Regions from separate parts of the Mus musculus genome. Here region 1 is linked to region 2. A link is a contact called in ENCODE Hi-C or POLR2A ChIA-PET data. All regions are on one chromosome and are shown on one strand. The core of a region is the stretch at or near the end of the contact, and the rest is flanking DNA. Distances in the headings are between cores, read along the strand shown. Region 1 holds the start of Hoxa2 (homeobox A2). Region 2 holds the start of Hoxa9 (homeobox A9).

Region 1 (3,359 bases), core at 241-2,740, 63 kb before region 2:
CTTCCTCCACTTTGTCCGAGTCCTCCAGGTTTTTAAATTTCCCTTCGCTGTTTTGGTTCTCCTTGCACTGGGTTTGCCTCTTATGCTTCATTCTCCGGTTCTGAAACCACACTTTCACTTGTCTCTCGGTCAAATCCAGCAGCGCGGCGATTTCCACCCTGCGGGGTCTGCAAAGGTACTTGTTGAAATGAAATTCCTTTTCCAGCTCCAAAAGCTGAGTGTTGGTGTACGCGGTTCTCAGACGCCTGGATCCCCCGCCGCTGCCATCAGCTATTTCCAGGGATTCTGCAGAAAGGGAAACCAACAAGAGACACACATACAGTTGAAGGTGGAAGGGTCCGAGCAGGGTTATTCCATTGGAGCATAAATACAGCAGAAAAGATCAACTGCAACAAAATGGCCGCCCCTGGATGCAGTGCAGCTATTGTGCTGCCCTTCCTGGGAGCCCAGCCCGGGGAAGCCCAGTCTCTTCCACCTCCATCAAATTCCTGCCTGTGGCTTCCCCCAACCTCTTCATCCGGGAGCAAACTTTATATTAGCTACAACACAATTTATAATTAATGCATCAGCTGCTTAGCTGAGCAAGAGCGGTCTATCACTCTTCATTACTGTCAAAAAGCCAAACTCTAGGACAACTAGACAAGAGGAGGTCAGTTCCAACTCAAATAAATCATCCTACATTACACAAGTTAGGGAAAGTGCCCCCCCTCCTCAAAATATATATGTCTCATTGTGGGACTCGGGATCTATTTTCCCCTCCACCAAACCCACTCCTGAGACCACAGGGGCATGAGACCCGCCACCAGGCATCTCTCTCTCTCCCCCTTCCCTCGAAGCTCATGGTCCCCTCCCCCACAACCGCTCCTAGGGAAGCCCGGAGGGGGACAAGGGTCCCCGAGACCTGGGGCCAAGTCTCCGGACTGACCTTTGTGGCCGAGGCAGGCAGGGCCCGTGGAGGCGGCGGCGGGCGGCAGCGCGGTTTTCTTGGCCGCCTTCTTCTCCTTCATCCAGGGATACTCAGGCGGCTGCAGGGCGCCGGCAGGCACCGGGCTGCCGCGACTGCCCGCGGGGCTCGACTTGGGGCGGCCGCCAACGCCAGCGCCGTGGCGAGGGTGACTGCCCGGGTTCAGGCTGGGAATGGTCTGCTCAAAAGGAGGAGGAATCAGTGTCGAGTGTGAAAGCGTCGAGGTCTTGATTGATGAACTTTGAAATGTATCAGCGACAGGGGGAAAAGATGTCAGGCACTCAGCGAGCGACGGCTGGCTATTGATAAAACCAATCTCTCGCTCAAATTCGTAATTCATGGCCTTCTCCTTGGAGCCCCCTCGGAGGAAAAGTTCCCTCTTTTGGAGGGGCTTTGGGGGGGCAAGGCCCAGGAAAAAGGCGAGCGCGAAGGAAAAAAAAATCTATCATAGAAGATCGCTGCTGGGGTGTTTTTTTTCTAATTCACTGATTACAGCCGTATGGGGACCGCGCTACTATTAAACTATTGAATTCATGGAGACAAGGTTGAAATTGGACCGAATTGGCTGTCACATGATTGCTTCTGCCCAATGACAATTTGGGCTTTAATCAAAAGAAGCCACTGTCTGTTTGATTGATCCAAAAAAGTCAGAAAGGAACGCCTCATTGGGGGCCATCGAGGCTTTATTTACACTTTTTTTCAGGGCAAAAATACATATATGTGGGTGTGGATGGCAATGCCCCGGGAGTGCGTGGGGGGCGAGAGTGCCTGTTTGCCTCCTGATCTGCAAGGATCTAGTGTGCTCCCTGGAGTGTGTGTGTGAGTGTGTGCGTGTGAGCCCTGCTGCCGTCCCGCCAGTGGCTGCCCTCTGCCTCCCCCGCACACTCCGCGCATTGTTTGGGACTGTCGGGAAGACGCCTCGCACCTCACAAATCATTTAAGCACCTCAGCCTGACGCCTGCAGTCATTAACAAAGTAATCCATTAATCTTCAAAGTTTTGACACCCCAGGGCCCTGCATCTCAGCCACATAAGTTCTGCTAAGGCAAGAGAAAGGAGCAGAGTGGGAGAGAGAGAGGAGAGAGGGAGAGAGGGAGAGAGGGAGAGAGAGAGAGAGAGAGAGAGAGAGAGAGAGAGAGAGAGAGAGAATGAATATTGGGGTTCACCTTTCCTCTTCCTCCTCTTTTTCCAAAATCAGTTCTCAGAACCGATTCATATTCATTCTTCTCTCTCTCTCTCTCCCTCTCTCTCTCCCTCTCTCTCCTCGCTCCCTCCCTCTCTCCTCTCCTTTCTCCTTTCCTTTTTTCCTCTCTCCTTCCCCCACCCCACTCTATCCTGTCCCCTTCTCCTCCCCCCCAGCCTCTCGCCTCCTCTTAATGTCCAGCCCGGGACCTGCGCCCCTGGCCCATTGTTAGCCGGCTTTTCCACGGCAGCTTTGCATCTGACTCCTGCGGGCAGCGGAAAACGAGAGGCGGCTCTCGAAGCCTGCTGATCTTCCTTCGCCATCAACTTCTCAGGAGTGGCTGGAGAAAGATAGATGCATGTGCCAAGAGAGACAGCAGCCCCAGGTCCTTGTGTCCAAATCCCCGTAGCCTGGGCGGCGGCCAGCCAAAACAATGCCGTCCCGAGCAGGCTCGTGCGGCTCCTGGCACTCTGGGTTTCATACCCGTAGGGCTCGGGTGCGGTGAGTATTTCCGACTTCCAGGAAGAGTGCTGGAACTTGTCAGCAGGGAGGGAAAGGACTCTTGTTTCTTGGTCCCTCTTTCCCTCCTACTCTTCTTCGAGTCCTTGTCACTCTGGTTGGGGACTGGTTGGTTCAGATGAAGCGAGTATTTCTTGGCAGCCTGAATTGCCTCCCACACCATCCTGCTCTTGGGCACCAGGGAGAATCGCACCCTGGTTATGTTGTGGGAACAGCACTGCAGAGGAGAGGGCATCTCAAGGAGGAGTTATATCCTTCTACTTCTCCTTTCATTCTCTTTCCTCCAGTTCTGAGGCAGGACTTCGGACTGAGTGCTGGACAGGGCTGAAGGATTCAAAAGACAACACCTTTAGATACCAAGCAAGAACTTAAAATAAAAAAATCACCATACCAGAAGAGAGAGAGAGAGAGAGAGAGAGAGAGAGAGAGAGAGAGATCTAATGAAGGTACCTTCTCTCCCTCAAACCCTAAGGATGGATGGAGATTCTGGGGTTGGTTTTTTTTTTTTTTTTCCTTTGAAATGGACCAAGTGATCAGAATGCCCCAGGCCGGCAGGCATCAGTGGCAGGAAAATAAATCATTCTGATGGCCAAGGAGAGAAAGGTTGGTGGGGGAGAAAATACTATGCAGAAAACAAGAAAGGCTGACCAAGGAGCAAGGGCAGAACTCCATCTCTGAGGCTAGCTAGCAGTTA
Region 2 (3,307 bases), core at 667-3,166:
GAAAGCTGACGCGCTGGTAGATCCTGGTGGCCTGCGTGGAGGCAGCGGCCGGTTTGCAGGAAGGAGACACTTACTGGGATCGATGGGGGGCTTGTCTCCGCCGCTCTCATTCTCGGCATTGTTTTCGGAGAAGGCGCCTTCGCTGGGTTGTTTTTCTCTATCAACTGGAGGAGAACCACAAGCATAGTCAGTCAGGGACAAAGTGTGAGTGTCAAGCGTGGGACAGTCACCCCTTCTGGCCGAGAGCGGTTCAGGTTTAATGCCATAAGGCCGGCTGGAGGGTAAGCCCGCGAAGGAGAGCGCACCGGGCGTGGGTTCCAGCCAGGAGCGCATATACCTGCCGTCCGGCGCCGCCGCCGCCACGGGCGCCTGGGGATGCACGTAGGGGTGGTGGTGGTGATGATACACTGCAGCAGGCACCGCATTGGCGCCCGCCGCGTGCACTGGGTTCCACGAGGCACCAAACACCGCCGCCTTGGACTGGAAGCTGCAAGGACTGAAGTCGGGGTGTTCGGCCAGAGCTGCCGCCTGCCTTGGGGGTTGACCCAGGGTCCCTGGAGCGTAGCGTCCCGCACCCAGCTCATCAGCAGCGTCGGCGCCCAGCAGGAAGGAGTCCACATAGTAGTTGCCCAGGGCCCCGGTGGTGGCCATTGCAGTAGCCCGCGCCTGGCCGGCCCAGCCCGACCCGCCGAAATTATGAAACTGCAGATTTCATGTAACAACTTGGTGGCACCAGGGGGGGGTGAAGTACAGTCACCTAATAAGTTGCCGGCGCCCGCGCCCCCATTGGCCACGCGCGTCACGTGTCCGCCCGGCAGAACAATAACGCGTAAATCACTCCGCACGCTATTAATGGCCCGGTGTTTTGCAGTCATAATTTTTATAGCAAAAGCCATATGTTTTTATGCAAAGGGATCGCGCAGCTCCACGATCTGGTTTGTTTTAATTGTGGCCAACGAAGATTAAAAGATCAAATCTGGCCTTGCCTCTGTACTCTCCCTTGCCACCCCCCCAACACACACACATACCAGACACACACACTTCTTAAGCGGACTATTTTATATCACAATTAATCACGCCATCAGGAAGGCGCGGGTCCCGCGTGTGAGCACGGCCAGCAGAGCCCCTCACATAAAATTAGACAATAATTGAAGCCATAAAAAAGCAGCCAAATCGCATTCTCACTCTACTGTATTTAAATCTATATTTATGATATTTCATAAGGAGTTATTGTTTCGGAAGCCACACAGGCTGGTGGAAAGTCAGGAGCGACCAACAGATTCGTTTGCCTCGCTGTGGCTCCCTGTAAAAATTTATGAGGACTTGGAAAGGTTAAATTAGACTGTTGTGTTTGGTTGGTGAATACCCTGTAAATAATCCTTGCAGTCCTCAGAGATGTGAGCCCCCCGCCCGCGCGCGCCCCCAGGGCCGGCCTAGAAAAGTCAAATACAAGGCTCTCTCCACCTCAAACAGAGTGACCACCGCCCCTGTCGCGACGCACCGTCGATGATACAACCACCTAAAATGGGCTACCGACCCTAGTCAGACTGGAAAGCCAGCCAGGCGCTTGCACATCGGCCAGATCACCCTTGCTCCACAGGGAAGGCCCCACAGAGCAACCAGAGCAACCGCCAAGGAGAGAACTGCCAACCCTCAAGGGTTTGTGTCACAAACGCCCTGATTGTGTCACAAGCGCCCTGGCCCACTTCTTTGAGCACAAACTGCCCAGCGAATTTTATTCCCTAGCCAGCGGGTTCTAAGCTCCATCATCTGTATGCCTAGTCCCGCTCCCCAGACTGGAGATGGGGAAAATCGCCAGTCAACATCAAGAGGTGTTTGTCTTGCTGAGGGGTCACCTCGCCTAGTTTCTGGGCCCTGTATGAACCGCTCTGGTATCCTTCCCTCTTCTGTTTTTTCCTCCTATTCCTCTATCACCCCACTTTTTTTCCCCTTCCTTCCCATTCCCCTTTTCCTTCTTTTGTTACTCCCCTCCCTCCCTTCCTCTCTTTCCCCCCCGCCCCCATCTCCAGCGCCCCTGCCTTGGTTATCCTTGAAACAGAACAACAGAGATCCCATAGTCAAACTACAGCTCAAGTCCAGTGCTACAAATTAACCCGGGAGGAACACTGGACATTGACTTTAATCTCATCCTTTGGTCAAATGGAGGATGTTATTTTTCACCCCTTAGAATCTTTGGGAATAAGAGAAAAAAAGTGAGAAGGCCACAGCCACTGTTGTTAATGGGAGGGGCGGTGGCCCCATCCCAATCTGGAACACAAAGCAACAGCTCTTAGAAACTGTGTAATTAAATTCACGTGTGAATTTTGTGCCTTCCAAGAGTATGTTTCTCATTACTTCACTATCCACAAAAATGCTGACCCGAGACATTTCCATCTTTGTTTTTGCTTTCTTCCTCAGAAATAGTTCAAGGAGACACTTTCCAACGCTCTGACAGATTCCCCCAAATATTAGGCTCTCCACCAGAGAGGGGCTGGGAAGCTCCCGGGATCCACACCCCCTCGCTTGTCGGCAGGAAGAAGAAAGTGGTCAGCGCCAGGAACTGGATGTGGCCTGTCCTGACTGCCTCAGTCCCCTCCCCCTAATATTTTTCCTTTCCCTGCAAATTCCTCCAAGACACACACACCCCCAACACAACCCAAGGTGTTCTAAATATCCGGTAGTCCTCTGAGGTTCAGGTTTTCATTAAAGCAATAACCCAGGAGTATAACTCTGCTCTTAATTGTAATAGTAAATGGTAGAGTATTCCTGGCTGACTTTTTCATTTTTTGTATTCAGAGAAGATATGTATCATCACCATCATCATTAATATCATTAATATTTATTAATTTAAAATACTTTTAAAACTTTAGTCTCAAAACAGAAAAATTACAAAGAATTAGGTACTGAGTATTAAGCAGCTGTTTACATGTGGCCCAAAAGGGGGAAAATTCATAAAAGGAGATATTGTCCTTGTGAGTCTAGAAACATGATCCTAAAGTATACAGGTTTTTATTTCTGCTTTCTTTTGGATGAGTTGTATACACATCTAGAAATAATAAATGGATGCAACCACACAACACCTCATGCTCAACTGAGAATCTTCCAAAAACGTTGGTCTTTGAAATAAGCCCAGTACCCGGATGCAGAAAATGGCAGAGAAGAGTTGGAGGGAGCCTGGAGTACTGGTCACTCAGATAACAGGTTGTTGGCTGAGCAACGAAAACAATTCCCGGGCATCAGCCTGAGCCGGGAAGGGAAACAGAGTTCTGTGGTCTCAGGCAGTGCCTGTGTTGTTGGGGGTGGGGAG

Evidence for each region. Hi-C counts contacts between places; a loop is a spot of excess contacts on that map. ChIA-PET counts read pairs that join two places held with the same protein, here RNA polymerase II (POLR2A).
Region 1: a loop to region 2 is called in a map of ES-E14, with 2.4 times the contacts of the local background. The contact joins the promoter of Hoxa2 here to the promoter of Hoxa9 in region 2. A Hi-C loop is called at or near these places in 4 of 37 maps with a recorded cell type or tissue (ES-E14, Patski and gastrocnemius). POLR2A ChIA-PET finds 5 or more read pairs at or near these places in 3 of 5 experiments (Patski and embryonic stem cell).

The regions. Positions count from the first base shown.
Region 1 is chr6:52,163,341-52,166,699 of GRCm38, forward strand. Hoxa2 (homeobox A2) reads right to left here and starts at 1,491. Exons shown (of 2, transcript NM_010451.2): 1 at 926-1,491; 2 at 1-285. The coding sequence starts at 1,304. Hoxaas2 (Hoxa cluster antisense RNA 2) reads left to right here and starts at 2,334. Exons shown (of 3, transcript NR_131182.1): 1 at 2,334-2,647.
Region 2 is chr6:52,225,454-52,228,760 of GRCm38, forward strand. It overlaps Hoxa9 (homeobox A9), which reads right to left and starts at 1,917. Exons shown (of 2, transcript NM_010456.3): 1 at 75-1,917. The coding sequence starts at 651. It overlaps Gm52902 (a long non-coding RNA gene), which reads left to right and starts at 2,051. Exons shown (of 2, transcript XR_003956434.1): 1 at 2,051-3,307.